Regions from separate parts of the Mus musculus genome. Here regions 2, 3, 4, 5 and 6 are each linked to region 1. The links are chromatin loops, found by intact Hi-C in ENCODE. Cell type or tissue: heart. All regions are shown on one strand. Links, peaks and the distances in the headings refer to the core of each region. The heading gives the core; the rest is flanking DNA.

Region 1 (5,321 bases), core at 576-4,575:
TATCCTTCTGAATCCTTCCCGAACAATTTTATCAACTGGGGACCAAGTATTCAAATATATGAGCCAATGGGGCAATTCTCATTCAAACCACACTGAAAAAATAACTTTATCATCTTTCTATACCTGAACCTGATCTTCATCACTACTGCTAGAAAAGAATAATCTTGGCACCTCACAAAGAAACACACAAGGAAAGCAAAAGTAGCCTGGCAAGGCAATTTCCCCACAAAACCAAAGGCCTTGACCTAAACCAGGTGAGCAAGCATATGGCCAAGATGGCCTCTTTCATCCCTAAGGCAACCTGTTCCTCACTGGCTGAGATTCAACCTTGTTGTCTACTCCTGGTGTGCTGATTGGAGGACAAGAGAAGGTTGTGATGGGCAAGTCTCAAGAATGTCTAGGGGTTGGACAGATCACAAGATGGGGGAGTTTCCTTTAATAGGAAAACAATGCTTCTCACAACTACAGGGTAGCCTTTTCCTGGAGTCTTATGGCATGTGTCCACTGTGTGCATCTATGTATGGCACTTCAGTTGTTCATTCTATTATCAAGTACTATTCCATGGTATAAGGAAGTCACACTCACTTAGCTTCCCACCATTTTAAAGGCACATAAATTGTTTACAGACAGGGTTTCTCTGTGTAGCCCTGGCTGCCTGGGGCCTGCTCTGTAGATCAGGCTGGCCTCAGACTCAGAGATCTGCCTGCCTCTGCCTGCAGGGTGCTGGGATCAAAGGTGTACACCACCACTACCTGGCTTGCATCATTGTTTTGGTAGGTTGATTTAATGAATATACCTGAATGTATGTATTCAACAAGTGGCCACTTGTTGTTGGCCACTGTGGTTGTTCTAGTTTTAACGGCTCTATATAGGGCTATTATGAACATTCATTCATATATATTTGTGATACATATATTGTCAATTAGCTCAGGTAGTCCAGTAACTACTCAGAATGGCCAGTGTATACATCAGGTTTGTGTTTAGTGTTTTGGGACACTTCAAAAGTTGTCTTCAGAGTCGCTGTACCACAAAATATGTCCTCTTGGTGTTTGTTAATCCCCGAGTATAAACTTCTCATAGAACACTCTGCTTTAGAATTTGGAGTGAAAGTTGTGGGAGAGGCTGAATAGTCTTCTTAATAAAAAGAAAGAAATAGAGAGCACGGAGATGCAGCTCAGGGGTAAAGTGCTTGCCTAGCATGGGCCTGGGTTTAGTCCCGCATGGGGAAGGGAGGAGGCGTGGGGGATGGGGAGGGGCAGCAGAACAAGCTGGAGTTGGTGGTGTGGGATAAGGCTCACCAATGGATCTAGGAATCTATGTTTGTCACACAAATACAAAATTCAATGACTGTGTGGCTGTCAATAACTGAGAAGAATGAAACTGTTCTAGCTGCAAGGGAATCCCCTTGCACATTCGAGGAAAGAGCCTCGAGTTCATTCACTGTTTTGTTTTTTGGGTTTTTTTGTTTTTGTTTTTGCTATTAATAGACAGCAGCTGATGTGTCCCGGGCTGACCATGAAGCTGCTGGATTTCTGGGTCCTTCTGCTGCCGTCTCCCAACTGCTGGGGTTATAGGCATGTACCCCAACTCCCAGCTAATTCACCATGGAGGATCAAACCCAGGCTTTGCATGAAGTAGGCAAGCACTCTACCAACGGTCCTCTCTTTCTACTGTTTAATATATTGCAATGTGTCTCACTAAGTTGCACAGGCTGGCTTTGAACTCACTCTAGTTTAAACAGGTTTGAACTTACAGTCTTCCTGCTTCAGCCTTTAGAGTAGTTGGGATTATTGGTCTGAGCTATCAAGCCTCCTGGCCTCAAACCATTTTGGGATAAATGTCAAAGCTTGGAATTTATGACCAGATAGGCTTTGATCAGTGTGATGACAGCAAGAGAAGTGCTCTGGGGAGGCACCCTCCTCAGGACTCTGACTGCCTTCTGTCCATGTAAGTTGTCTGGCCTGGGTGTGGGATTTTCAACAATTCCTTCGAGACCATGCATGCAGACTCCGGCTGGAAGTGATGCTGTTTTGGACTGGTGGCATCGGCTAGAAAGACTCTCTCCAGCGAGTGGGGCTTGAGAGTTGCCCTCTGGATATAGCAGGGAAGATCAGTCTTTGGTCCTGCCGTGATAACTTCTAACAAGTACCCAGGTGTGGCCTAAGGAGCTTGCCCGAGAGCCTGGGCGTCACAGTAGAGGGGTCACAGCTTGAGAAGCGTCTTTTCAGGTCTGGAAGTGAACCAGCCTCTCAGCATCCCCGGAAACTTGTTTGAAATGCAAATTCTCAGGCCATGGGCCAGGCAGCTGAACTGTTTAGTCCCCAGGTGACTGTGATGTAGACTGAAGTTTGAGACAATTTAGAAACTGAGTTCTGAGGCTGGGGATATAGCTAAATACTGCAAAAACCAACCAACCAACCAACCAACCCTCTTTGCCACGCCCAACCCCCGCCCCGCGCTCGCGCACCCCCAACCCCCGAAGGGCCGCAGCTTAAGTGCTAGAATGCGGAGCCTCAGCACTGAGAACCAATTTAGAACACTAACATCCCACCTCCCACCCCGAACCCCCAGCCTCCAACAGGAGCCTCCTGTTTCCAGTACGACTCTAATAGAAGTGAACTCTTTGTGGGGCCCTTACTTTGGCCCTTACTTTGAGTACAAAGCCCGGGCCTGTTTCCTCATTATCTGCCGGATGAATGCTTGGAGGGTGTCTGGCTGCCGGGTCGCTCTTGGTAACCCGACGCGCAAGCCTTGGAAGTCTGGGAGGGAACTGGTTTCCTGCCTCGTTACCAGCTGGAAGCGGGCCTCGGTGGAAAGGAAGTCGGTGCCACAGTGCCACCCTGTGATGAAGGAAGGAAATAGCCTTTCTGTCTCGTTGCGTTGACATCAAACTTGTGGGAGACACTTTAAATAGCATGGTTTCCCCCAAATAGCAACCTGCAAATATATTTGAATCGCGTTTGCTGTGCATTAGGCACCATGATCATTGTATTATCTTGTAACAACCTCAGATTATCTCCATTCTTATTGGAGAATTCTTTACCATAGGAAGTCCTTGATCAGCCCCACTGATTCCACCGTTCTTCCCAGGAGCATCCAGAATGATAGCCAAGCCCTTGTCCGTTATCTTACTGTAATGACGGGTGTTCTTGATTGATTGTTTAAAACATTTTTCTTCTGATGATAAAGCAATACTCAGTCATTATTCAGTCTCACTGGGGGATCCTTATTGTGCAAGCCCCTTATCTAACACTACGCTACGGTCAGCATTTACAATCTACACACATGCATCCGCATACTTAGATTATCTCTACGTCACTAATTGCATGAATACTTAATGGTGTGTAAGTTCTAAGAAAGTAGTTGTATATAATATTATCCTATTGTTGAATAAAACAAAAGAAAAATCTTTTTTCTACACATTCAATAGAGACACCATTTTGGCTTGTAAATACATCTGATTCTTAGATAGTTGAACCTCTAATCCATGACCAACTGTGTGTACCTTACATGGAATCTGAAACTGAAAACTTGTTCTAATAATTATTATTCGTGCAACAAATTATCCCCAAAACATCTGTCCTCCCGCAGTTACAGAGAGCGCCTCAGTGGCAGGCTTCCAACTCAGTGACTCTCAAGAGGTGGCAGCCAAATGTTTGAAAGGTTTGACAGGCCCTGAAGAGTGCACTTCTGAGCTCACAGATGTGGCTGTTGGCTCTTCTCACAGGTGGGCCCTTTGTTAGGGATGTTCATAAAAAGTCCCCACTCCAAGATCAAATGATGAAAGGCAGAGGGGTCAGGAGAGAACGTGGTGCTTCTGTGAGGCTTGGAGCCTCAGACTGACGGCCTCCAGATGAAATGTGTGCCTTTGTTTCTGTATCCTACTGGCTGTAAGGACTAGCTCTGCCCCAGTATGGATGAGGACAATACCAAAGATCTAAGTACCTTCCAGGGCCATTCTGGGCCATTTTGGGGCTGGCTATCGCAGGACAAAAAAATAAAAATCTCAACTGTATAAATCAGCACAGTTTCTCAGACATATTCACATGCAGTGTCTTAGTTAGGATTTCCATTGCTGTGAAGAGACACCATGAACAAGGCAACTCTTATAAGGTCAACATTTAATTGGGGCTGGCTTAGGTTCAGAGGTTCAGTCCATTGCCATCAAGACAGGAAGCATGGTAGCATCCAGGCAGGTATGGTGAAGGAGGAGCTGAGAGCTTTCCATCTTCATTTGAAGGCTGCTGGGAGACTGACTCTCTGCACTGGGCAGAGCATCAAGGCCTGCTCCTCCAGTGACAAACTTTCTTCACCTATTCCAACAAGGCCACACCTCCTAACAGTGACACTTCCCACGAACAAGCATATTCAAACCGCCACATGTGGGTATGGCAGGGTCTTCTTCTTGACTCTTCAGTCATATTGGTCTCTGCCCTCCATATTCCTCTATATCTCAGCTCTGTATAATTTCCTTTCTTTAGGGAATGCTAAACATTTTAGTGAACTCTTTAAATTGTGTGTGTGTGTGTGTGTGTGAATCCTAAATTTTGGACATGAAATTGGATGTCATCAATTAATAAAGTAAATCAATATTTTTAACCCCCCTATAAAGTTGACATCATTAACATAATTAAGCCATCACCCTTACATCGCATATCATATCTTTATGTAATAGTTTAATCTCATCTCATCTTTCTATATTCTAACATTGCATTATAAGTAACTTTATCTTATTCTGAGGTTAATTTATTATTTTGCCAGTCTATTTATTTACCATTGCCTATGTTAAAAATAGATTTATTTAACTTTGTGTGTATGTGTATTTTACCTGCATATGTATATGGACATGACACGTATGCCCACAGAGGCCAGAAAAAAGTGTCACATCTCTTGAGACTGGAGTTACAGAAGGTTGTGGGCTGCTATGTGCATTATGGGAATCCAACCGAAGTCCTCTGGAAGAGCAGCCAGTGCTCTTAACCTCTGAGCCATCTCTCTAACTCCCCTTTTGTTTCTTGTATCCTGAAGCAGAATCTAGCTCTAGTTCTGGTACCTAGCACTTTCCTCTCCACTTCCTTTTGGGGAGGGGGGTCAGTGGAGGGTGCCCAGCTTTTTAAGTCATCTACTTTCCATGATACTGACATCCCTCCCTACAAACATGCTGCTTGGTTCTTGCCAATTTGACAGAAAGAAGAGTCACCTGGGAAGAGGGGGCCTCTATTGAGGAATCTCCTCCATTGTATTGACCTGTGTGCTTGTCTGCGGAACCTTTTCTTGACTGATGGTTGCCGTGGGAGGGCCCAGTCCATGATGGGTGGGAG
Region 2 (5,321 bases), core at 605-4,604, 270 kb before region 1:
TCCCCAAATCCTCATTCTTCCAAACAAAAGCATGATCAGGCTTACCACAGCAATACCCCAGAACCTGGTACCAACTTCTGTCTTAGTTAGGGTTTTACTGCTGTGAACACACACCCTGACCAAGGCAACTTTTTTAAATTTTCTTTTTCTTTTTTATTTATTTATTTATTTATTTATTTTTGGTTTTTCAAGACAGGGTCTCTCTGTATAGTCCTGGCTATCCTGGAACTCACTTTGTAGACCAGGCTGGCCTCAAACTCAGAAATCCACCTGCCTCTGCCTCCCAAGTGCTGGGATTAAAGGCGTGCTCCACCACCATCTGGCTAAGGCAACTCTTATAAGGACAACATTTAATTGGGTCTGGCTAACAGGTTCAGAGGTTCACTCCATTATCATCAAGGTGGGAGCATGGCAGGGTCCAGGAAGGCATGGTACAGGAAGAGCTGAGAGTTCTACGTGTTCATCTGGAGGCTGCTAGGAAAAGACTGGCTTCCAGGTAGCTAGGACAAGGGTCTTAAAGGCCACACCTACAGTGACACACCTAGTCCAACAAGGCTACATTTCCTAATATTGCCACTCCCTGGGCCAAGCATACACAAACCATCGCCCGCAGGGTGTCTATTTCAGTGGTTTTTTTTACTGTGCCTCCTCACAGTCATGGACTTGAAATAATTCAAATTCCCATCAGCTACAGAGAAAATAAAATCACTTGATTTTTTTTTTCCTTTTTGTAGTTCAGCTTGGCTAGAAACTCGCTATGTAACTCAGGCTGTCCTTCAACATTTGGGAATCCTCCTGCCTTAGCCTCTCAAATGATGGAATTATAGGTATGAGCCACCATGTCTCACAGTGCTGGTGCATTTTAAAATAGAATTACTTTAAAAAGTATGTCTTGCTGGGCGTGGTGGCACACGCCTTTAATCCCAGCACCAGGGAGGCAGAGGCAGGCAGATTTCTGAGTTCGAGGCCAGCATGGTCTACAAAGTGAGTTCCAGGATAGCCAGGGCTATACAGAGAAACCCTGTCTTAAAAAAAAAAATGTCTTTTTTACTTATGTGCATCTGTGTGTGTGCACAGGCATATGGGTACCCGTAGAGGTCAAAAGATGGTTTGGAGTCCCCGGAGCTGGAGTACCAGGCAGGTGTGTGCCCTACTCAGTGTGGGTTGCTGAGAACCAGACTCGGGTCCTTTGCAAGAATTCCTGTTTTAAAGTATAGACTGCTGGGCTAAGAGGTAGCTGAGAGAGATTGTTGCTCTTGTAGAGAAACAGAGTTTGGTCCTGAGGACTTGTGTTGGGACACCTACTGATGGCAATTCCCCTAGGCTCTGCCAACAGCTACCTAGCGTCGGCTTGCATAGCCGCCTGACAGGTGTGAGCCAACCTGGTGAAAAGAAGGTCTGCTTGGTCTGTGTGTCTGTCTCTTTGTGTGTGTGTGTGTCTCTCTCTCCTCTCTTTCCCATGTGTTCCTGGCCAGTCTCTTCCTCTCTCTTTCAGTCCTTCTCTGTCCCCCTCCTTCCTCTGCCTCTATCTCTTTTCTAGGTCTCCTCCCCTTCCCACCAATAACTGCTCTTCATGCTAGGTCTGTCACATGGCTTGGTTGTTCATGGTGACACCATAGCCAGGTCTGCTAAGGTGCTCTCTCCAGCCACATTATACTGTGTTTTATAAAACATGATACCTACAATGGCTTGTAACTCCAACTCCTGGGATCTAAGTTCTTTGGCCTCCAAAGGCATCCATTTATACATCGTGTAAATCTTAAACAAACAAACAAAAAGCTGGAAGATTTTAAAGGAATTTATTATAATATACAATTTGGGAAATGGTACAGGTATATGTTAAGTCAAAAAGGTATAATACAAGAGCACATAGTGTTGACTTCCTTGATATGCTGGTCAAGAACAGGGTAAGCTCATCTCTGCTGTTAAAAGTCAGGATGGTGGCAGCTGGCTGTGGTGACATGCTGTGGTGACATGCTCCTCTAATTCCAGTGATCGAGAGGCTGAGACGCAAGAGTTCAGGTCAAGGTCAGCCTGGGCTGGTTAATGAACGCAAGGCCAACCTGGGGATACTCATCGGGAATTTGTCTCGGGCTGGTGAGATGGCTCAGCGGTTAGGAGCACGGACTGCTCTTCCAAAGGTCCTGAGTTCAAATCCCAGCAACCACATGGTGGCTCGCAACCATCCGTAATGAGATCTGATGCCCTCTTCTGGAGTGTCTGAAGACAGCTACAGTGTATATAAGAAAGAAAGAAAGAAAGAAAGAAAGAAAGAAAGAAAGAAAGAAAGAAAGAAAGAAAGAAAGAAAGAAAGAAAGAAAGAAAGAAAGAGAGAGAAAGAAAGAACTTGTCTCAAACAAATCCAAACAGTAGTCAGAACAGTGAGTAAGCAGGGAAGTAAGGGAGAACTCTCAAGGCTGCTGGAACATCCTGTATTTTAATCTGGATGAATTTGTTTATAACTTGTAATGTTTATACCTTTCCAAAGTGTCATTTAGAGAGCTAGTTAAAGCTTCAATTTTTTTTTTTTTTTTTCCGAGACAGGGTTTCTCTGTGCAGCCCTGGCTATCCTGGAACTCACTCTATAGACCAGGCTGACCTCGAACCCAGAAATCTGCCTGCCTCTGCCTCCCGAGTGCTGGGATTAAAGGCGCAAGCCACCACGCCCGGCAAAAGTTTCTATATTTTGTTACATAATCACGTATTATAATCATTTCACTAAGAAAGTGAGAACATGAGCCGGGCAGCTTAGTTTCTTGGGTGTCTACCAGAATTTACCAGCAGAGGGCAGGGCTGGACAGCACCTGAAAGTGGAGACTTGGGGGAATCCAGACTTTCGGTTTCCATCTGCTTCTGCAAATGCGAAGTGACCAACCACAGTACTTGAACCACAGGGCGTCCTTCCAGGTTAAGGTGGCAGAGTCAAAGGGCAAAATGCTTTCAATCCATGTGTAGGGTCCCAGTCGCTACTCTCCCCATGTGAGGACCATTGCCCTCTGCCCTGTCATAACTGTTCACTTTGATGGTCACAACATAAAATAAAACCTTCTCTACTGTCTTCCACCTCCCATGACACAGTACCCCTCCATCACATTGCTTTCACCTTCCAGTCCCTCCTTCCGCCTAGAACATGCTGCCCTCTCTGCCCTGCCAGGCTCTTTTTTTTTTTTTTTTTTTTTCGAGACAGGGTTTCTCTGTGTAGCTCTGGCTGTCCTGGAACTCACTTTGTAGACCAGACTGGCCTGGAACTCGGAAATCTGCCTGCCTCTGCCTCCCAAGTGCTGGGATTAAAGGCGTGCGCCACCATGCCCGGCCACTGCTGTCTCCTAATGCAGCCCAGAAACCAATGTGTCCTTCATGAAATTACTTTTGCAAGGGCCGTCCTTGAACCCTTTTCCAGACCAGGTGTCACTTGTACTCTGTTAATAATTTCCTACTGTCCTTACTGTCCTTGGGATGAAGTTCAAAGCCCACTGCAGAGCCCCTAAGGCTCTAAGTAATCTAGTTGTTGGCTAGGATCTCACCTGTCTCCATTCTATACTGTTGTTGAGGCAGGGTATCAGGTAGCCAGTGCTGGCCTTGAACTTGCCTTGTAGCCACGAATGACCTTGAACTCCTGATCCTCTGACCTCTGTCTCCCAGGTGCTGTGGTAATAAGCATGCCCACACCTAACACTCCATTCTTTTGACTGTGCCCTCCTCCAGTAAGTCATTCCCAACCATAAAATTGTATCATTGCTACTTTCATAACTGTAATATTTCTACTGTTATGAGTTACAATGTAATTATTTTTGGAGATAGAGGTTTACCAAAGAGGTCGTGACCTACAGGTTGAGAGCCACTGCTCTAAGTCTATGCACACTACCCCCTTCCCTAACAGGACTTCTTTCCTTCCATGTATAATTTAAAGCATTACCCACATCTGCCTACTTGCTTATTTAATATGTGTCTCCTACTTGAGACTGTGCATTTTAATTAACACCAGCTGAGACTGTATCTGATTATTCATTCTTCTTTTAAGCAAGTAGGACCAAGCATTTGCTAGATTTGGAGTAGATGCTCATGTTTGAGCTAGCCTCTTAAATATAGACCTTGATCCCATCAAGGCAAGAGGTGGATGGTCTTTCTTGCCGCAGACCCTCTGGGTCCCTTTGTCTGCGCGGAACGGGTCTCTGGGTGCAGATGGGCAAGGAGTTGGCGGGTGACAGACAGACCAACACACGAGATTGTGTAGAATCTGAATGTATTGTCACAAAGTGAACACCAGTCTTATATAGTACAGAAAATAAAAGGGGTAGGAAGTCACAGCAGGCAAAGTACATTGAAGTTGCCTGACACAAAACAAAGGAATGACTTCAAAAAGATTTACAGGAACCAGGTAAATGTTTACAGTAAAGATAAAGCAGTCCTGCCTAGGGTCAACTTAATGACAGGTAAGGATTTCACACTCTAGTGCTATACCTTTGAACCTTGTGAAGGCTAGCACCAGGGGGTTCTGCTCTTAGCAGACCTCATGAATAATGCAATACCACAACCCCTCTATTTCCTAGGCCTTGCTAAATTCTTATATGAGTGTAACTTTTAAGTATCTGGAGAATCTCCATTTGTCAGAAGAATTCACCAACTTGCTTCCAATATGTAATGTAGCCTGTACTGAAGATTTCTATTTCAGTGGGATTCCCTGGCTTTCATGGTAAACACTCTGTAGACCAGCTTTGAGATGCTTTGGCTCCATCTCTTGTAATGCTTAATTAGCTACTGAATGGGTAACTTCCTAATTGCATTCCTACCAGATTCCAAGATCAACGGCTTCTGGAACCTTGGAACACTGGCGAAGGCTCTGGCTATGTCAGAATTCAATCTTAAAAGGCACTTATAATAAGATAATACTAAAAGAGAGCATGTGGATCCATACAGCAGACTAATGCGGGGATAGGGTATGAGTATACAGGTTAATGAGAACACCAAAACTCCAGGAGGTGAGTTTCTGTGAAACTCTGCCTCATGAGTGCTTCTAGGCTTCGCAGCCTGTCAAGCAGACTTCACTCGAGTGAGTGGCACTTTCTGTTACTTTAGTTTAAAAAAAAAATCAAATGGGGGCTAGAGAGATGGTTCAGTGGTTAAATGCACCGACTGCTCTTACAGAGTTCCTGAGTTCAACTCCCACCAACCACATGGTGGCTCACAACCATCTATAATGGGATCTGATGCCCTCTTCTGGTGTGTCCAAGAGAGTGACAGTGTACTCATATACATAAAATAAATCTTTTTTAAAAATACTAAAAAAATTAAAAATCCAGTGAACTGAATGGACCGAACGG
Region 3 (5,321 bases), core at 587-4,586, 200 kb before region 1:
TGTTCCAAGAGGTATCCTGGCAGTCAGGAGCCAAGGAATACTACAAAGTCACAACATACAGCAAAGCTCACATAATGCATTTGTTGAGAGGGACAAACCCTGGAGTGTGGCTGCCTCTGTTGGGGAAGGGGAGGAGAAAAGCAGCAGCAGGGAGCTGAGCAGAAGACAGGGCCTCACTAGGGCTCCTTGGGAGGGCTGTGTGTGCAACTGGGGACAGTTTTGTGGTTTTAGGATCAAGCTTAGGGATTGGTGGGATTTTTGTGCTCAGGGATTGGTGAGATTCTGGGTCTTGACCCTGGCTTGGGCTTGGTGTCAAGTCAGGGTTAAGGTGTTTTTCCTATTACCCTGGTCCTTTTTTTTTTTTTTTTTTTTTTTTTTTAAAAGATATATTTATTTATTACACTGTAGCTGTCTTCAGACACTCCAGAAGAGGGCATCAGATCTCATTACAGATGGTTGTGAGCCACCATGTGGTTGCTGGGATTTGAACTCGGGCCTTCTGGAAGAGCAGTGCTCTTGACCGCTGAGTGTCTCTCCAGCCCTACCCTGGTTCTTTTACCCTACACCTATTGTTGGCAGCTTATAACTCTAGCTCCAGGGAGCCATCACCCTCTTCTGGCCTCAGCAGCACCTGCACACATGAATCATATACTCACAAACACATTCAGAAAATTAAAAAGAAAAACATTAATAATTGCTTGGTTTCAGACCCCAGGACAAGGGGCTGAGGTACATATTTTTACATACCAAAGCAGACCTGGCCTCTAGGTTCTCTCAGCATCCCTGAGTCCCTACCTAGCATACCTGCCCTCAACCTTGAACTTTCCAGCCCAGGGCTGGGCTGCCCTTCCCTCAGAGGCTCCTCCCTATCCCTATATAACACAGATATTTTGGTCTCTTCTCTCTTCCTCTTTCTCTATCCCTCCTTCTCTCTTTGCACATGTGTTCTTTCTTTCTTTCTTTTTCCCCTTTCCTCTCTCTCTTCCCATGGTGACTTACCTGGCCCGCTTCCTTGGTGGGCTGAGAACTCACCTGAGAGCAGCTTTCCAATAAACCTGCATTTAATATAATCTAATCTGGCTTGTATTGGCTCATTTCACTGACAGAGAAATAATTTATCAGTAGTAGTAGTAGTAGTAGTAGTAGTAGTAGTAGTAGTAGTAGTGTTTGTTTTTCCTCTAAATAAAGCTGGATGAACAAACTCATTTGGCCCAGTTAAATGGGCCAACTCTAGTTCCACAGTCTTTCCCAAGACCATCGCTTAGCTTTAAAGCATTTCCTGCCTCATGTTGCCTGGAAGGTGAGTTCCAAAGCCCAAGTCTAGCTTTGTTCCCCTTTGACAGATTTCTATTTTGGCAGGCTTTCTCTGGGGGGTATGTGAGGGGCATTGAGCAGGGCCTTGCACAAGCTAGTAAGAGCTTTCTCTCCCATTGAGTCTCATCTCTAGCACCCAGGGTGTGCGTGTGTGCATGTGTGCATGTGTGGAATCCACAGCAGCCAGCTCGGTCTGTCCTCACAGCACAGAGCCTTCCTTCTCTACTCCATTTCGTTCTGTTCTCTCACTTTGCTGGGGCCTTGCACCCTGTTGGCAGGTGAGCTGGATATTTTTGTTATTTTTAGCTCTACCCTTCCCTGCAAACTGGCAGATTTCATCTCCTTTAGGAATCTTTCCTCCTCTCTGTTCCTGGTAGATTCCTCTGGACTGGACAGACATGCTCTTACCATAGGCGTCTCTTTAACAGTTCCACAGTTAGCTCTGCACCTCACACTCCTCTGAGTGCTGCTCTGCTTGTCGCTGACTAGTCTAAGCTTCGCAGTAGGCAGGGGCTCCTCATGACCTCACCTAAGCCCAGGCATCTCTTATCTTAGCTCCTCAAGAACTTGGACTAGTAATCTTTAACTCAATGGGCACGTTCCAAGTTAAGTGGCTTCTTCTCTCCAATTTCTGCTGATCAAAATTTCACTCTTTTTTCTTTCTTCTGACCTTGTTCATACCAGTGATCTAGCTGAAAATACCAAAACCATTTTCCTCTATAACTTCACGTAGTTCTTACCATTTTCTAAATGCCTGATTTATAATTGACAACTGAGCTATATTACAAGAATTTTCTCCTGTTGGGAAATGTCCACCCCGCTCCCTTGCTAAGATCCCAAGGACAAGGAGCTCAATCCTATACTGGACGTACACACTGAGCATAGGGGTGGTTACTGACAGGAAGGTAGATACAAAGCTGCACTGCAAAGTCTTTACCTAGCAGGGATGGTGACTCCCCACTAGCCACATGGATGGAGCCCCCTACCTTAGTCTTCACATACACTTTAGGCCCTCCCTGAGATCACCAGGCAACATGCAATTAGGGCAAAATTTCATACAAGTAGGTGGAGAGTGTCTGGATACTGGACACTTAGGCTGGAGTCCCATGGCCCTTCCACCCCTTCCATTCATGAAGGAAGGTCAGACAATGGAGAAGTCCAGTTGGGATGACCTTTTGCAAACAGGCATAGCTGAAGCATAGAGATGGCTGCTGGTTTGCTCTGAGGGTAGTGCTATGCAGTAGCATACAATTTATATATAAGTAAATTACAACTTTAGTTTTTAATGAAATCTTGTTGTGGTTATTGTTGTGGTGGTGTGTGTGTGCATATGTATATATCACAGCACACCTGTGGCAGCCAGAGGTCAACTCTGAGGAGCCAAATCTCTCTTTCCACGTTTAGATGGTTTGGGGAACAAACTCAGTTTGCCAGGCTTTCATGCCAAGTGCCATGAGCCATCTTGCTGGTCCTAATTTATTTATTTATTTTTTTAAATGTATAGGACTGTGAGTTCTTTTGGCGATGTTGGGACTCAAACCCAAGTGACCTGGGCTTTGACAAGTGTGTATAGTTATATAACTAGCCATCATTACAATGAAGATACAGGCTATTTCCATCAAATCAAAAGCATGCATCCTTTGTGTCTCTTTTCAGAGAATCCCTCCTATCCTTCATTCCTAGCAGTCTCTAAAGGCCACACCCTTTAAGTGTCTTTTTGCACTTTCCCCTAAGGGCCTCACCTGTATTCTCAGGACTTTCTAACTGAATTGTAATCTCCTTAAAGACAAAGAGCTGCAATCTTCAATTTAATATTATTTAAGCATACATTTCAAGTGCAGCCAGGCATGGTAGGGTGTGCTTGGAATCACAGAACAGGGAGCTGAGGGGAGTTCAAAGCCATCCTCAACTACACAGTGAATTTGAGGCCAGCCTGAGTTCCATTCCATGAGAACCTATCTCAAAATAGCAAAACAAACCCACCCTGCTCCCCGAAAACCCAGATCAAGGTCCACATACAGTTACTAAGTACTGTGTCATGTATATCTGAAAAAGAGTGGGAATGAGGGAGAAAAAAGAGAAAAAAGAAGGGAAAACCCAGAAGGGCTGCAGAGAGATCAGAAGGTAGAGGTGCTTGTTGCCTGGTATTCTGAGCTAAATCTCAGGATCCATTTGCTGAGACAATCAAGTCCTGGAACTTGTTCTCTGTCCTCACATGTATGCTCTGACACGTACCCCCCAACACCTACACATCTCTGCCCTGGAATGTGTCCCTTGACATGTACTGCCCATGAGAAGGAATCTTTTTTTTTTTTTTTTTTTAAATATTTATTTATTATATGTAAGCACACTGTAGCTGTCTTCAGACACTCCAGAAGAGGGCATCAGATTTTTGTTATGGATGGTTGTGAGCCACCATGTGGTTGCTGGGATTTGAACTCAGGACCTTTGGAAGAGCAGTCGGCGCTCTTAACCACTGAGCCATCTCACCAGCCCGAGAAGGAATCTTAATCTCAATAACACCCTTGATGCAGTAGGGGTGTAGGAAGCGGGCACTCATTACTCCACAGTCACGACAGCCGCTCATTTATTTTCTTACTGTAGCACAGTAACTAAGATATGAATTTTTCTGTCCTCCACATACACAGGTACAGTCAGGCTTTGGGGTGTCAAGGAAGAACTGTTACATATACTTCACATTGTTCTGTTTGTCAGCTAGGTTAAAGGTTACTAGAAGATAATTTGTTGGGAAATGAAATAGTCAATGAAAGTGGAGCAAATTTATCTCCAAAGAGACAGAGATTTAAAAAATGGAGTTTTGGTGGTAGTATCTGTATGTATGGGGGTAGTGCACTCCATAGTGTTTTTCTTTCTGAGTGTCTGCTTTCTTCCTTAATCTTTATGTTTAAGTCTATATTAAAATATCAGTAATAAAACCCCAGCTAGGGCTGGAGAGATGGCTTCTCTGGTAAGGACACTTTTTGTTCTTGCTGAGGACCTGTTTTCAGTTCCCAGAACCCAGCATAACCAACTATAACTCACGTTTCAGAGTATCAAATGCCCTATTCTGGGCTTTGAGGCCAAGAGGCACATGCATGGCACACCACACACACACATACACACACAGGCAAGAGACACTCATACATAAAATTAAATGACAGATTTGGGGTGGGTGTTGGGACAGAGGTTCACTATGTAGCTCTGTTCTGGAACTTGCTATGTAGACCAGGCTGGTTTCAAACTCACAGAGAAGCACCCATCTCTGCCTCCTGAGGGCTGGGGTCAAAGGCATGCTATGTCTGGCTTACATGATAAATCCTAAGACAAAACAAAACAACAATAACAACAAAATTTTTGCTTGAAAAATTGAGTTTAGGACACTTCAGAGTTTTTATTCTGTGAAATGATAAGAGGAAGTATGGTGGGCTTTAGGGTCCAGGGCTGTAAACCTCCATCTAGGGTCATTTCAGAAGTTAGTATGGAAAAGAACCCAGGAGGCAGAGGCCAGGGAAACACTGAGTTCGAGGCCAGCCTGGTCTACAGAGGGAGTTCCAGGACAGCTAGGGCTACACAGAGAAACTCTGCCTCAGAAAACCAAAAACCAAAACCCAGACAATAACAAGAAAACTCCCAAAACTATGTATGTGTGGTCTGATGAGGCTGTCAGGACACACGGAGGAACGCCAGAGGGATGTGTAAATATGTTCTGAGTATATGGTTAGTCATGAGAACAGCCTCTTTTGCATATTTTGATGTCACAGAAATTCAGAAATTAAAAGTAAATCTACAGTTGGCCCCAGGAGATAATATTCTTGCTTAGAACAAGTTGGAAGATAAACTTTGGTCAGTGTATTATACTATGCCCTTTGTAATAAATAACGCAAGATAATGCGTTAAAGTTTAGCGGAGATTTAAATTCCTGAGCTGATTAAAGTTGACACCATTAGGTCTAAAAAAATGTATTAATATTAGTTCTGGAGTCCGTACTGAAGAGTTTCATGGCTTAA
Region 4 (5,321 bases), core at 1-4,000, 68 kb before region 1:
AATACAACTCCTGAGTGGAGAAAAAAAAAAAAAAAAAAAAAAAAAAAACAAGCAAAGAAAGGTGTGTGTATCTCAACTCTCTGGATCTCCCCGCTTTCTACAAAGAAATAACGCTAGGCCCCATGATCCTGACCAAGAACGTCCACAACCTGTCCTAAGCCTGAGAGGCAGTCACGTAGCTGGGCAACGGGCTCCACATAACTAACTCCAGTTTTATTATTCTTGGACACATCCATAATTCTGCTGAAAATTGCCAACTTCCTTCCAGACCAAAGGCTGAATCAGAGAAAACCTCAGACTACAAGCTGGATAGCTCCTCTGGTGAAAGTCACTCAATGTCCTGGAAGCTTTGGGGTGATGTAGGGGAGAAAACAGGAACAATTAAAAAAACGAAACAAAACAAACAAACAAAACTGAGAGAGCCCAGTGTAAGGAGTAAAGCACAACTGAGAAGGTATACACTTAACATCCCACCTAACGGAAAATCGGTTCCAGCAAAAAGCTGTGGCCTCCAGTCTTTAAAGGTGTGGCCAGCACGTAGCCCAGACGTAAATATGAAATTTAGTGTTAAGGGCCAACAGTAACTGAATTAACTCTAGGTGATATGAGTGCACGTGGCGTCTCCCGCCGTGCCTTTGGCGGGGTGGAGAGCAGTACCTGAGTAAATCGAGGAAAGAGTCCACTGTCTCTTTGGAGACCGGAGGAGGCCCTGAGTTCTCCAGCCCCAGGCTGCTGGACTGGAGGGTCTGCGCGCCCGCCCCTGGCTTGATGATGAACGCCAGAGCAACGGCGAGAGCCGAGGCGCTCAGCGTGGTGAGGCCGAAGTAAGCAACAGCGATGCCACCCAGACGCCCGAGGGAGCTGGCATCCAGGGAGGCGGCTCCCGACACCAGGCTGCAAACCACCAGCGGCAGGATGATCATGCGCAGCATGCGGAGCAGCATCTCGCCCGGGAAGGCCAGGTAAGTGATCTGGGTGCGGGTGAGCTGCAGCCCCCTCAGCGCCGCGCCCATGCCGGCACCCACCAACACTCCCGACACGGTGAGCAGCACCAGCGCGTGGCGCCGAAAAAAGCTAGCACAGCGCTGCGATTTGCCCATCGCCGTCTCGGGCGTTCGGGGCCCGGCCGCAGGCTCTGCCTGGGTGCCGTCGAGGTAGCCGTTGGTCTCGCCGCTCTTCTCCATGTCGTTGCCCACCGCTCTAAGCGGTAACACTCAAGGAACTTGGAGAAAAGACCGGTTTCGAATGAATGGATCAGGCGGAGACAGTGGCCTGTGCCAGCTGCGGCTTCCGAGCTCTGTGAGTCCCTACAGGAACACTTTTCAGAAAGATAAAAGAGAGACGTGGGTTGTGGGTTGGAGCCCAGGCAGAGCAGACCGCGCCGCGCCCAGCCTTCTTTCAGAGCCGCTGCAGGCTGGAGATGATGCAACGCAGGAGGCACGCTGGAGGCTGCAGCCTAGGAAGGAGGGCGGGGCTTGAGCTCGCCCCGCCCATGTAGGCGCACCTCCGATGTTACGACCAATTAGAACCCTGAATATCCGTTCCCCACCTCCCTGACGTTTCCCAGGTCCCGCCCTTCTCCCACCCTCCGGGAGGCACAGCAAAGAGAGTGAGAGACAGGCAGGCTGGGCTCTCCCGACGGGGCGTGAGGCCATCGGCCAATCCTGTCTCCTGGCAGCTTTCAGTCCTACTGTCCAGGCCTCGGGGAGAGAGGGAGGGGAGCGTCTGGAACGCCTCGGCAGTTCTTCTCCTCAGCTGGTGGAGGAGGGGAGCCCTCGGAGGTTGGTGCCCGCCCTCCGCTAGGGAGTCCGGAACGACCCAACCTCCATCCTGCGGGAAATCCTTTCTTCTAAGGGCTCTGTAGGCTTTCCTGGTACAGAGACAAAGGAGTGGGTGGATGGGGGAAAGTCTCATTGCGTGCACGTACAAGACTCTAGCAGAGCTTTACCCTTAGGTGACCAGCGAGTCCGGGTGGCACTATGCACAGTGCCAAGGGTGAGCCACTGCGTGCACTAGCGCCCTCTGGGGCGAGTCCATTGGACTCTGGGGAGAAGCCTGGTGTGTGCAGGCTGAAGACGTAAAACTCTCCCAGAGAAACAGAGCTCTAACGCCACCACTTTCGGTGGCGTGTCTGCCATGTAACTTAAGCTGAAACACAAGCGGGATTTTAACCACCCCCTTCCGGGTCTCCAGACTTGGCACGCCAACAGTTCAGTCAAGTGTTTGGCCAGTCTGAAAGATGGTTCAATGGATTTTTTAAAAATGCCATTTATTTACTATCTTCCCGGGCCACAGCAGATAAAAAGGGAAACCTTGGCAGTCGTTTATTGTGTTATTTATTTATTTATTTATTTATTTTTCCCTATTCTGCTTTTGAAAAGAACTACCTCCCCAGACCTCCAAGAAAGCCCTAGTTAGGTGTAGCTGAGTTAAAGAGGAAGACAATGTGAAGTAAAGTAATTTTGAAGTATACCATAACAGAAACCTGTGCAAATCAATATGTCCTGTCGAGGTGTAAAACGTCCAATTGTTGAGACAGCAAAGAGTTCCTTACATGAAGCCATTTAGCTGTCATGTACAGCTTGTTGAAATAGGAGCTTATTGGTGGGAGGGAGGTGTGTTCATTAGATGAGGACCTATACATATTTTTATCTTGTTTCCCAGAACATGGTTTACCTCTCTGTGCAAGGATGGATGATTCCTACAGACCCATGTTCCTCATTTCCAGGTAGCTCTGCCTCCTTTTTCCTAAGCTGCTGCTTTTATGCAAAAGACTGAAGTCATGTTCCAGAAGTGGGTTTCCAATTGCCTGCTTTACAGCTCCACCCAGACATTCTGCAGCATCTCAGCTCAGCATATTCCGAATCAGATTTGTGATTGTCTCCTCCAGCCTGTTACTGCTATCATTATGATCTGCCTCTGTGAACCTTCATGTTTAAGTTTTCTCTAGTCTGATCTGTTGTTAAGCCCCATGACTCATGTTGAAATGTCCTTTCTCTCCTCTACTTCCACTAGCCATGCTGTTGACTGCATGCTAGTGCTTGACAAATTCTTCCTTTGTGGCCCAAGCAGGCCTTGAACTCAGAATCTCCCCTGCCTCTATGTAGAGATTTGGTTTGTTGCTATGTATTGTAATGCTAAATACTGGCCCTTGTTGCCTAGGGGACTAGAAGATCCTCACAGTACATCAACGTGATACTATGTAACCTTGCCCCTCAAGTTATCCCTGATTGGTCAATAAAGATGCAGACAGCCTATAGCTGGGCAGAAGAGAGGCAGGTGAGGTTTCAGTTCCTGGGCTTGGGGTCTGAGGCAGGACCATGAGAGGGAGGAAAGAAGGTGGAGAGAGGAGACACCAGGGGATAGGTAAATCATGAAAACATGGCCATAAAGGCTAGCCAGTTCAAGTAAGAGCAGCCTAGGCAGAACGTGGCAAGTTATATCTCGGGGTCATTGATAGGGAAGTAGGCAAAATAGCTTAGAGGGGCGACATCTGCCCAGCTCTAGTGCTTTAAAGGCTTCTTTTTTTTTTTTTTTTTTTTTTTGGGTGCAGCGAACTTTATTGATGGTATTCAAGAGAGTAGGGAGGGCTCCCTAGGCCCCTCCTGTTATTATGGGGGTCTGGGATGGAAATTGTGAGGGAGATGCTCAGTGTTGGGGGCCGAGTTGGGATAGGGCCTCTCTTGCTCAGTGTCCTTGCTGGGGTGGGTGGTCCAGGGTTTCTTACTCCTTGGAGGCCATGTAGGCCATGAGGTCCACCACCCTGTTGCTGTAGCCGTATTCATTGTCATACCAGGAAATGAGCTTGACAAAGTTGTCATTGAGAGCAATGCCAGCCCCGGCATCGAAGGTGGAAGAGTGGGAGTTGCTGTTGAAGTCGCAGGAGACAACCTGGTCCTCAGTGTAGCCCAAGATGCCCTTCAGTGGGCCCTCAGATGCCTGCTTCACCACCTTCTTGATGTCATCATACTTGGCAGGTTTCTCCAGGCGGCACGTCAGATCCACGACGGACACATTGGGGGTAGGAACACGGAAGGCCATGCCAGTGAGCTTCCCGTTCAGCTCTGGGATGACCTTGCCCACAGCCTTGGCAGCACCAGTGGATGCAGGGATGATGTTCTGGGCAGCCCCACGGCCATCACGCCACAGCTTTCCAGAGGGGCCATCCACAGTCTTCTGGGTGGCAGTGATGGCATGGACTGTGGTCATGAGCCCTTCCACGATGCCAAAGTTGTCATGGATGACCTTGGCCAGGGGGGCTAAGCAGTTGGTGGTGCAGGATGCATTGCTGACAATCTTGAGTGAGTTGTCATATTTCTCGTGGTTCACACCCATCACAAACATGGGGGCATCGGCAGAAGGGGCGGAGATGATGACCCTTTTGGCTCCACCCTTCAAGTGGGCCCCGGCCTTCTCCATGGTGGTGAAGACACCAGTAGACTCCACGACATACTCAGCACCGGCCTCACCCCATTTGATGTTAGTGGGGTCTCGCTCCTGGAAGATGGTGATGGGCTTCCCGTTGATGACAAGCTTCCCATTCTCGGCCTTGACTGTGCCGTTGAATTTGCCGTGAGTGGAGTCATACTGGAACATGTAGACCATGTAGTTGAGGTCAATGAAGGGGTCGTTGATGGCAACAATCTCCACTTTGCCACTGCAAATGGCAGCCCTGGTGACCAGGCGCCCAATACGGCCAAATCCGTTCACACCGACCTTCACCATTTTGTCTACGGGACGAGGCTGGCACTGCACAAGAAGATGCGGCTGTCTCTGGAACAGGGAGGAGCAGAGAGCCTAAAGGCTTCTTATAAATATATTGGTGTGTGTCTTTTATCTGGGAACTGAATGATCCAGGCAGAGTAGAAACTCCCAAGTAATATTATTTACCACAATACCTCTACTTTCTGATCGCAGGTATATGTCACTGCACCTTGTTTATTTCCATACTTCTCTATCTAGGTGTTAAACAATTACTGGTTTGGGGTATTTATTTTCTGGTGTCTATGTCTGACCAGAGGAGAGCATTGGGTTTTCTGCTCTATCATTGTCTGTCTTACTCCTTTGAGATGGCCTCTCACTGAACCTGGAGCTCGGCTGGTGATCCTCTTGTTTTTGCACCACAGCACGGGGTTATACAAGTGCTTGGCCACACTTAACTTTTTGAGCAAGTGCTGGGATCTGAACTCTTACCCAACAGAATCATCTTTCTAACCTCCTTATTTTGGCTTTTGAAATTTTGTCTTGTTTGTTTTGAAGCAGAGTTTCATGAACTTCGAGTTGGTGTTGAACTCTCTATGTAACTACAGATAGCCTTGAAT
Region 5 (5,321 bases), core at 1,322-5,321, 96 kb before region 1:
CAGTTGACCTTGCTCTGGCTACCTTGAAAAGCTGAATCACCAGGTACTAATTTCAACCTTGGAACACCTCAAAAAGCTCCAGGGAGAAGTCTAAATTGTCCCAGCTGTCATCCCACCTTTGATCTAGGCAAACCTTTCCAGCCATTGTACTCTACTAGAAATTAAAGTCAATTTCCACGCTATATGAAGAGCTGGTGATATATGTCAGAACGGGAATCCATTTTCCTAAAACCCCAGGGTCTGGAAACCACAGCTTCCTGTGTGATCTTCTAGAGTTCCCTGTTGTACAGGAAGTGATGTCATTGAAAACAGGGCGATGTAAGATGCTGCATGCCTGTCACCCCAGTGAAGCTGAAGGCTCTTGAGGTCTCACTAGCTCAAGGCCAAATTAGGCTATACAGTAATGCCCTGTCTCTAAAAACAAAAACATATCTTTTTCAAAAAAGGAAGACGAGATTATGTAAGAGAGTGAGTTGGGTGTGGTGGTGACCCAAGTACAGCAAGCATGGGTGGGTACCCGCTTGCCTGGAGGGCTTTGGTAATAGGGACATTCCCCGTAAAAGTTTGGTGCTTGTTACTGCGCCGGTGCCCGGCTTTGCACGGATGCTTAAATAACTCCTGTCAACCTAGTGGTTCCGACAACACTTAATGTTGGAGGTTTGTGGCAAACTCTAACTTCTGCCAGACGGCAGGATGTCAGAGCCCTAATCAGAGAATGAGAAACCGACACACAGCTTAATGGTCATGAGTCCTAGGCAGGCAGCCGCAGGCAGGACAGAGACACCAGTTGTCAGAGAGGTTTCCCTTCTGAGGAACCGCCCTTCTCACCCCAGGGTCTCACGCTGGCTGGAAGGGAAAGGAAGACTGTACTCAGACACCCTCGGTCAACCCCTAAAAGCGCAACAGCTCCATCAAATACAAGACAGGACTCAAAGACAGGCAGGTGCCAGGAAAAACACGTTACTCAGGCTTGATGGCTGTGCTACGTTTTAAGGCAAATGTCACACATACACAAAACATCAATACATGAACATGTTAGAAAAATAGCCAGGAGATATTTCAGTCAGTTGTGGTGGTGTCTTCCCTGTTCCGAAACTCCATCAACTTCTCTGAGAGCCAGAACTCAGGGAAGTGCGGGGCCACCTTCTCTTTTGGCCTCCAAGAGGGAGATCCCACGCATGTCACACAGAAACATCTCCCTCTGTCCACAGCAGCATTTGTTACTGTGGGTCCAGGCTGAGACCTGAGTGCCAGCCAGGGGGTTTCACTGTCCAGCTCCAGTTCCTACATAATAAGATTCTGTAGAAATGGGAATATCAGGATACCATAGACATAATTTGTAGTTTAGTTCCCCTTTATCCAAACTCAGGTTTGCTTGGAGCTAAAAGCACACACATACACACACACACTTGATACATAAAGTATATGTAAATACAGAGGAAAAGATACACTGAAACTGAAAAAATACCAAATGCTCACTCATAATCAAACAATGTGATTGATTCCCCTTTAAAAAACAGTGCTGGGAATAAGGTTTACCGCTCTCCGCTTAGTTCCTGGCCCCACAGGAGAGTGCAGTGGCACAGCTGGTTCAGAGAGCTGTCCTTTACCCTGGCTGTGGGCTCTGCTCCTTGCCCACCCCTTCACTCAGGCACAGGCCCCATTTTAAAACGGACTCTGTCCCAAGTATGTGTGGGTCTGGTGACAACACAGCAGAGAAAGCAAGGTTTCGAAAGCATGAAGCCAATGACTTAGGGACTTAATCTCCTGTTAGGGTGGTATTGGCAGAAACTGTGGGTTCAGAGTAACAACACAGTTGGGTACCCAGGAATGTGGTAGAAGTTGGGTAGCTCATTAAGAAAAGGCTGCGTTGAATGTCTTCACAACTCTTCAGAGCTTAGCTTCGGAAGTGTGAGGGTAACAGTTCAGGAGAGTTGCTCACGCCAGTAGGCACCCTTCACGAAAAAAGCTGTCTCTCAGATAAGCTGGGCACTTACGGGTGTTAGAACTTGACTTCCAAGGAGCAAAACGATAATTTCCACAGACGTATCCTTGGCCTTATCAGATTCCAGTGAAGTAGGCAAGAGGCAAGTTACATCAGACCCAGGACTAACCATAGGTCTCACACAAGCGAGTAGTATACTGTGGAAACCAGACAGGGGCCTGGGGCAGAGCTGCGCCAGCGCGTGAGTTTATTGGGGGAGTATATGACTTTGTAGCTCAGCAGCATTTTAGGAAGGACCTAGTCAAACTGTAGTAATAGACTGACCAACCAATACAAGTCCACAGTGCAGTGACCACATCACCCTTCCCAGAGGAGGAGGTCCTATGGTCTGCGGCTAAGTCCAAATGGAAATGGAGGGGAAGTTGGCAGGAGCCTCAGTCTAGAGTGGGAACAATTCTGTCTCATCTTCTTTAGGGTGCTCCCCAGTCTGTTCCTGACCTCAGAGTTTATGGTTTACTCAAACTGAGCCCCTAGCTGTGCTAACCGTCACAGGGGGTCTCTCTAAACCTGTTTTACCTCTGGCCCCTTAGAAGCCTCCCACACAAGTGGAGCATAATCCTTTAACCCAGCGGCAGCCCAGCAGATTCCAGCTCAGTCTAAGACTCTGGGAAGCTCTTCAGTGTCTGCTGCTGCAGAGACAACGTGACAGACAACTATCAACCCTTCTGGTTGGCCCAGAAAGCACCAGATGCAACGCTCCCAGGGGAAAGTGAAGAATCCATCTGCATCGCCCCCCAACCTTGGTCCCCAGGCCTCCATGAACTTGGAATCCCTCAGGCCTGGCAGCTCAAGGGGTATAGACTCAAGGTGTATCCAGAGCTCCATGGAGACATGGATCAAGACAAACGGCAGAGTGTTCTAGCTCAGGAGGCATTCATGCCAGTGCTGAGAGGCCACTCTCAAACTGGTGATTGGGCAAAGCATTCCTTGGGAGATGAAAAGTGTATGAGGGCCATGCCCACATCAATGGGGCAGGCTACCAGGGTGGGTTGCTGGTACTGGCAGGCTGGCCCAGACCCAGCCCAATCACAGCACTGACTCCTTGGATTCAAGTTCAGGAGCAATGGCCACAGGGCCTGCTGGGTTCTGGTGTGTCACCAGAGGCGACGTCTCCTCCTCAGACTTGGAATTGGGAATGGCTTCCACCTTCACTTCTTGTAGCTCCTGCTCACCTTTCTTCACTACCTTCTGATTCAGGTGGTTGAGGATCCCCGCTCCCAGGGCATCCCCTTCCACATTCACCACAGTGGTGGTCCGGTCCCTGGTGGAAACAGAAAGCAAAAAGGACTAATGCTATACCCAGAATCACCAGGGGAGGGCGCTATCACAAGCAGGCTGGTGGCCACAGGGAAATTGACTTGTAGGGAGCAGTGGAAGTTCTGAGTAAATGTGTATTGTCTGACACGTGAATGACCATGTGAAGGACCCCAATGCTTCAGACTCATGGGGGTGGAAAAGCCAGGTGAGTGAGGTTCAGCAAGGATGGCAAAGCTTTCCTTCCCTTACCGTGTGAGGATGTTGACATTTATGGCCTGAAGTCTGCTGTCTTACAGAGACTGTTCCTTCTGAGGTGAGCCAAACGTGCCTCCACACTCAGCTGTGTTCCTGACTCAGTTATATACAATAACCCTTCCTGGGGGCTGTGGCTTCTCCGTCCTACCCCAGCCTCCCTGTGCCTGTATGCCTGGCCTTTCTTCAGTATCTTTCCTGTTCTTCATTTTCTCAGAAGCCCAGTCAGGAGCCCGGCTGGATATGGCCGTGAAACTGGAGGGCATACCTCCAAGAGATCTGTGCTGAATTCATTTTCTCTGAGCAGCATCTACTCTTAGGAAAGTAACAGATGCTCATTGTAAAAAATGTCGGAAAAAGAACAGTTGAAGGTAGCAAACAAGTTACCCGAGCATGTTCGACACCTCTGGGAGTGGATATGCAATCTAGTTCCTGCCAGCCACCTTTCCACAGACTTCTGCTATGTGCAATGGCCCTGCTAGAGAGAACACCACGCACATTTGGGAGAAAAGAGTAGGCATGATTTTGGGTTCAGCTGTTCTTCCCTTCAGTGTTACAGCATACTTGAACTTCAGTCCTGGGTACCAACAGTATGAGCATTCCGTGGCTGTGGGCAAGCATGTCTTTGAAAACAGTCTTGCTTTCCCCACAGCCTACTTAGCACAGGTTAGCTCAACATCCACGCATCACTGAAACTCAGAGAAGTATCTGTAGTCATTTTGAAGACTGCGGAAATGGTGTGATCTTCCCCAAGGGTGCTGGAGGACTGGTGCCCTCTGCAGGGGTGCTATTTTCCTCACAGAATCCTAAGATACCTTCTCTGGGCACTGGAGGCAGCTGGTAGGAGGAGGAGACAGGTGATCCCTGACTGGCTCTGGCCTGTTTAGCACATGAATGGAGCTCCCTCTCATGAGGCACCTGAAGCTTAGGAGTCTCTGTTAGACATTTTACCCCATTTCTGTGATAAGCCCTCAGGCTTGAGACCAGCATAGCAGACCAGTGCCAGGTACCTGAGGCCAGTGTCTCTGTGCCTGGTTGTGACCAGCCCAGCAGGATTGATGTTTGCTGAATGCTGTCCCACGTGCCCCATGTTATCTGCACTGTACAGAATGGTGACTCATTTAATCTCTACCATGACTAGTAAGACTTCTACTATTATAGCAAGATACACAGATACACATATTTCTTACCCTTGAGCCTTGCTATTCCCACATCACTGCCTTAGTCAACTTTCTTAAAGAACAGTATAATTTATACCTGCATGAGGTATCAGAAGGCTCAGGTGATCAACCTCCAGACATTCCTGTGTCTGTAAGGAACTGCAGGGACAGCCTAGCCTGGTCACCTTCTTGCCTAACTTCTCCTGAGTCCAAGCACACGGTGTGTGCATGCTCTCCTTGCATGACAACCATTCCTAACTGCTCTACTTACTGACACTCTACTCTGCCATCATTTGCACAGCCCCTTGAACTACAGAATACTACAGGCAAGTCCTGGATGGTTGGCTCTCGTACTATTTGTGAATGTTCATGGGCTCTTGTCTGCTATATTGTTGACTTTTCACAGTTAGAAATCTGGCTTTGCCAGCTTAACAACAGATGCCTTCCAAAGCAAAGATAGTTTTAAGTCTTTCTGCATGCACCAGGTCTACTGGAGCATCAAGTACTCAGAGGCCTCAACAGACTTTATTCTAGGGTCTTTGGTATCGGCTACTTACACAATCCAGTCCACAGCCAGGATCAGAGAGAGGTCATGTGTGGGCAATCCAATGGCCTCCAAGATGATGGCAATTGTGAGGACACCCCCA
Region 6 (5,321 bases), core at 907-4,906, 140 kb before region 1:
TGTAGCATGGCCCCAGCCAGTTCTGAGGTTGAGGTGGATTTATTTTTTCCCATTCTGCTTTAAAAAAAAAAAAGATTTATTTATTTATTTATTTATTTATTTATTTATTTATTTATTATATGTAAGTACATTGTAGCTGTTGTCTGACATACCAGAAGAGGGCATCTGATCTCATTACAGATGGTTGTAAGCCACCATGTGGTTCCTGGGATTTGAACTCAGGACCTCTGGAAGAGCAGTCAGTGCTCTTAACAGCTGAGACGTCTCTCCAGCCCCCCAATCTGCTTTTATACCATTTTAATTACATGCAAGTAATAAGGTAGTCCTAGGTTGAGGAACAAGCAAGACAATAAACACAAATAGTCATGGAACAAGCAAGGCAATAAGCAAAGTCCCTTGATCACTGTATCTAAGGGCTTACCAGGATGACCAAGATATCTGAGCCTACTTCCCAGTCCTGGCCCAAGTCATATTCCTGCCTGAAGTCTACTTTTTTGTTCTAGCCTAAAATTAGATTCCCGCCTGAGCTTACTTCCTTGTCGTGGCCTAATGTCAGATTCCTGCCTGAAGCCCACTTCTTTGTCCTGGCCCAATGTCAAATTCCTGCCAAGCAGCCCAAAAAACTCTCCACAAAAACCAAATAAAATAAATGTAAACATTTTAAAATTAATAACTCTATACAGATCTCCCCTCCCCACTTTATATGAGATAGGAGGCAGGGTCAAAGTGAGATTATGGTTGTGGGGAAAGAGGGGAGTCCACTGACCTCCAGGGCATGATACCACGAAGCCATTTCTGCAGGTGGATGAAACCGGCAGCAACCAGAGCCCCTTTATAACATCCAGTGTGCAAATGAGAGCAGATGAGAATCCTAAGAGGCAGTATGGTTTGGTAGAGTCCACTTTATGGATCTGATATCTCTTGGGTTAGTGAGATGGCTCAGCAGGTAAAGGAATTTGATGTCTGAAGTGGAAATTTCTGGTTTTCTTGGAGACTCAATTGTGTCATGTGATGTTTTTCTGGAAACTGTCTTATGAGAGGATGTTTTTGCTGAAGCAGACACATGGGAGGATGTTTTGCTAACAATAGACATGTGGTGTTCCTTTGGAGGGAGCCTGGGGCATGTGATGTTTTGCTAGACGATGCTGGATGGTATTGGTATGCCTTGCCATTTGTTCGCATCATCGTTGGGCTTTGTGGATTCTGGTCTTTGCTGATGATTCTGAGCAGTATTAGTATGCCTCACCATTTTTTGCTGGTCATCCTTTGTTGTGACTTTTTAGAGAGAAAGGCACCAAAAACTTGTAGTGATATTCCTGGATGTACTGGCTGGTTTTGTGTGTCAACTTGACACAGCTGGAGTTATCACAGAGAAAGGAGCTTCAGTTGGGGAAATGCCTCCATGAGATCCAGCTGTCAGGCATTTTCTCAATTAGTGATCAAGTGGAGAGGACCCCTTTGTGGGTGGCACCATCCCTGGGCTGGTAGTCTTGGGTTCTATAAGAAAGCAAGCTGAGGGCCAGGCGTAGTGGCACATGCCTTTAATCCCAGCACTTGGGATGCAGAGGCAGGCAGATTTCTGAGTTTGAGGCCAACCTGGTCTACAGAGTGAGTTCCAGGACAGCCAGGGCTACAAGAGAAACCCTGTCTCGAAACAAACAAAAAAGAAAAGAAAAGAAAAGAAAAGAAAGCTGAGCAAGCCAGGGGAAGCAAGCCAGTAAGGAACATCTCTCCATGGCCTCTGCATCAGCTCCTGCTTTCTGACCTGCTCGAGTTCCAGTCCTGACTTCCTTTGTTGATGAACAGCAGTATGGAAGTGTAAGCGGAATAAACCCTTTCCTCCCCAGCTTCTTGGCCATGATGCCTGTGCAGGAATAGAAACCCTGACTAAGACACTGCATCTTCTTGCCAGAGCCTTGTGGTTTCTTGTGGATTGACCTGCCATTACTGATTCATGAATAGTGTTTGCAGGTAGATTGAGCTGCCATTGCTGATGTGTGTGAACTGAACTGCTGATATCCCGAAAAGACAGATTGGATTTGTTCTAAGGAACTATTTCTAAAGAAGCCCACATCCTCCTTTGCTCTATTAGCCTTCCCTTTCCACTACCTCTAGTGGGTGGTGAGCTAGAAGGGAGATTAAAACATGTATGAACCCTTATTAAAAGTAGGTTTTGAAAACTCTAAGCTACAGATGTTGTGGGTTGTCTTGATGTTGTTTGTATTCTGGTGTTAATTTTGTTTCTTCAAAACTGCTGTTTTCGACAAGCAGTTGGTCACTTACCCAGGTGATCTCATGTGAACCTTCTCCCCATTTTAACTGGTCAATAAAAGCTAGAGCCTGTGATTGGGCAGTGGAGGGGAAAGATGGGTTTTGAGAGTGGGGGCAGGTAGAGAAGAGATGAGATGTGAGGAGAAGGAGAGAGGACTGAAGAAGAGGAGGGGGAAGCCATTATGGAGCAGAAGCATGTGGCTAGGAGAAATGGCAAGTAGCAAGGGGACTTATGGCTGCAGAAGAAGTTGGTATAGTATTAGATATGACTAATTTAGGCTTATAGCTTAGAATTATAATAACTCGATTGTGTGTTTTTTATACAGGCATATTGGGGTTGGAAATTTCAGCAACAAATTGGCGCCCAATGTGAGACTTAGAATTCAACTAAGGGTTCTACAGAGAGCTACGGAGAGGCTCCCTCCCAAGCCCCAAGCAAACCACAGCACCCAGAGACAGCTCCCCAACCATGAGCTGGGACTTACAGTGCCACAACACAGGGTTCCCCAAGCCTAAAGAAAGACCAAGGACCCTGGGTTATGACTGCCTGTAAAACAGCCTTCACAACTAAAGATCAACAACTAAAAAACTGACAGTTAACTTCACAAAGCCTTCTCACAGATGTAATAGGCTCTATCTGGGACTCTCCGCTGAGCAATCCTTCTTGTGCTTGATTTCCTATATCCTCCACGTCTAAACAGGACGTGGGACAGTCAGACCCGCTCTTACACTACAGACTACCTGAGACTGACACGCATACTGCTGGACATAACCTAAGACAGAGACAAAACCAGAAAAAGCTGCTGGTCTCTCTACAGTGAGCCCCTCCCTTCAAATAAAGAATTAGAGAGAACTACAGTATCCTGAGTTGAACACCAGAGGGAGACAAAGATACAAGAAGCTCCAGATTAGGTAATAAGTATTATAAACTGAATATATATATATATATATATATATATATATATATATATGCACACATACATATATGTATATGTATATATACATATATATATATATGCACACATACATATATGTATATGTATATATACATATATATATATATACACATTCATAGCTGAGACTGAGACTGACCAAGAAAGGGATAAGTTTAAGACTTGACTAGACTAAAGGTACAGGAATTAATAGGTAATGATAAGCAACAGAGAGGAAAATGAAGTTTGGAGACAGGAGCTGGAGAAGACACTAGAACAAAAGATGGGAGAGCTCACAGATCAGACTGAGTGGCAGAGAGAAAATAATGAAGATTAGAAACAAGGCTTGGAGGAGAATCTTTTAAAATGAATCAAAATAAAACAGACATCAGAGTATCAGAATTACAATATAAAGAAACAACTAAAATGTGGAAGCAGAACCTGAACAGAGAATACAGGAACTTACTGAGCAGGAGGAGCAACACAAGGAGAGATAGGAAACATGGGCACAGACCTTATGGGAGGAACTTACAATATTAGTTAGGGAAAATACTCAGGTGGGGACAGAAGATAAAATTAGAGAAAGCCAACCAAAAAGTTGTTGAAAAGCAAACTTTGGTTTATCTGGTGAGTATACAACAAAGACCTACAGATGATAACCATCCACAGAATTATCAGGAATTTGAATGACAACCCATAGATATGTTAGAACTGAGAAAATTTAAGGAACATGTCACTAATTTTAGAATGCATTCACTGTTTTAAAATCAAATCCTGACTTCTTGGTCTATTAAACATAGACCACCCCCACCCTCAAGACTGGGATGATATGGCAAGAACAATATTAAAACCTGGGTCACATTTACAAATGGTTCTCATGGTGGAGAGAAGAGGTGAACGAGATAACAGGACAAAATAAAACCAGAAGTAACAATGTTTCTAGAGATCAACTGCTTGGTGAGGGTGGCTTTGCTGAGGTTCAGGCTGAATATGATGAAGAAACCTTGATGTTTTGTTGCTTGGCGGCCTTAAAGACCTGGGACAAGGTCACAGAAACAGGGAAATGGCTTGAACCATTTTCTTGAACCAAGTCATACAAGGTCCAAAGAAAACATTCCCTGACTTTTTACAAAGGTTGACTTCTGCTATAGAAAGAAGTATATGGGATCCATCAGCAAGAGAGGCACCAATCGAGTCTTTGGCTTTTGAAAATGTGAATGCTGAATGCAAAGAAATAATCAGACCACTGAGGGCAAGGTCAGCATCGATGGATGGAGTGGATTAGATATACTGCTGATGTTGGGCCTCGTTTGCCTGATAGGACCTTAATAAGAGAAGCTGCCACTAGAGTCCTTGAGACGACCCAAAATTTCAAATGTTTTAATTGTGGTGAGCAGGGTCATTTCAAGATAAACTACAGAGAAAAACAGATTAATCCCAAAGGGAGTCTATGCCTCCTGGAATATGTAAAAGATATGGCAAAGGCCGTAGGACTAGGGAATGTAGAGCAACAACAGACAAATGGGGCAACATTTTACCAAAAGTCTCCTGGGAGTGGGGGTGGGGCTCTTGCAGGCCCCAATGCTAAACAGGGAGAGTTTTCTTTCTCGGGACAATTAAACTCTACTGCTCTGAAAACAGACATTGTGAGACCAGATAACAAGGTGGAGTCAAATTCTATAGACAATTTAAAAAGCTAAAAAGGGGCCAAAACCAAATATTTTGACAAACTTCAATAGAGGATCAAAGGCCCAAGCTAAGAATATTAGTAAACAATATTGAAATTAAAGGAATGGTTAACAATGAAGCAGATGTCACATTATCACTCCAAAATTTTAGTCTATAGGTTAGCCACTTCAAGAAGTAGACATCCAATTTCAAGGAGTTGGAGCTTTATTCCAAATAAAGCAAATGATTTAGTATATAGGACCTGAAAGTCAAATAGGAAAATTAAAGTCATAGATGGCCGATATAGCCATAAACTTATGGGGAAGAGATCTGTTACAGTAGTGGAAAATGCAAATTAATATCCTTTCAGTTTGCAAAACCAGTCAGGATCCTAATAAAAACATCAAATTAGTTAAGGAATGTTATCAAAGACAGTTACAGACTGTCCAG

What was found. Peaks named below come from ENCODE experiments on the same cell type or tissue, not always from the same donor. Only the 100,000 strongest peaks of a DNase experiment are listed, where the experiment ranks them.
Region 2: it touches region 1 in a loop (8-fold over the local background); 23 of 42 quality-filtered maps call a loop at or near these places.
Region 3: it touches region 1 in a loop (2.3-fold over the local background); 4 of 42 quality-filtered maps call a loop at or near these places.
Region 4: a loop joins it to region 1, with 3 times the contacts of the local background. A loop is called at or near these places in 17 of 42 quality-filtered maps.
Region 5: it touches region 1 in a loop (8-fold over the local background); 8 of 42 quality-filtered maps call a loop at or near these places.
Region 6: it touches region 1 in a loop (8-fold over the local background); 35 of 42 quality-filtered maps call a loop at or near these places.

What each region holds. Positions count from the first base shown.
Region 1 is chr11:20,398,243-20,403,563 of GRCm38, forward strand. No RefSeq gene overlaps it. Among named protein-coding and RNA genes, the nearest start is that of Gm39605, 21 kb to the left of the region's middle. In heart, for the core only: a CTCF peak has its summit at 2,851; a DNase peak (open chromatin) is centred at 2,749; H3K4me3 peaks cover 721 bases; H3K27ac peaks cover 556 bases.
Region 2 is chr11:20,130,331-20,135,651 of GRCm38, forward strand. No RefSeq gene overlaps it. Among named protein-coding and RNA genes, the nearest start is that of Actr2, 20 kb to the left of the region's middle. In heart, for the core only: a CTCF peak has its summit at 2,788 (motif pointing right); a DNase peak (open chromatin) is centred at 2,801.
Region 3 is chr11:20,195,122-20,200,442 of GRCm38, forward strand. No RefSeq gene overlaps it. Among named protein-coding and RNA genes, the nearest start is that of Rab1a, 3.6 kb to the right of the region's middle. In heart, for the core only: no CTCF peak of the experiment used is centred there; no DNase peak of the experiment used is centred there; H3K27ac peaks cover 332 bases.
Region 4 is chr11:20,331,289-20,336,609 of GRCm38, forward strand. Slc1a4 (solute carrier family 1 (glutamate/neutral amino acid transporter), member 4) reads right to left here and starts at 1,425. Exons shown (of 8, transcript NM_018861.3): 1 at 658-1,425. The coding sequence starts at 1,184. It also overlaps the pseudogene Gm12033. In heart, for the core only: a CTCF peak has its summit at 2,013; a DNase peak (open chromatin) is centred at 1,613; H3K4me3 peaks cover 2,664 bases; H3K27ac peaks cover 2,045 bases.
Region 5 is chr11:20,301,235-20,306,555 of GRCm38, forward strand. Slc1a4 (solute carrier family 1 (glutamate/neutral amino acid transporter), member 4) reads right to left here. Exons shown (of 8, transcript NM_018861.3): 7 at 5,232-5,321; 8 at 946-3,266. The coding sequence ends at 3,032. Among named protein-coding and RNA genes, the nearest start is that of Slc1a4, 29 kb to the right of the region's middle. In heart, for the core only: a CTCF peak has its summit at 3,315 (motif pointing right); no DNase peak of the experiment used is centred there.
Region 6 is chr11:20,260,093-20,265,413 of GRCm38, forward strand. It overlaps Gm39604 (a long non-coding RNA gene), which reads left to right. Exons shown (of 3, transcript XR_872279.1): 3 at 2,598-3,097. Among named protein-coding and RNA genes, the nearest start is that of Gm39604, 8.2 kb to the left of the region's middle. In heart, for the core only: CTCF peaks have their summits at 3,135 (motif pointing right) and 3,335; no DNase peak of the experiment used is centred there.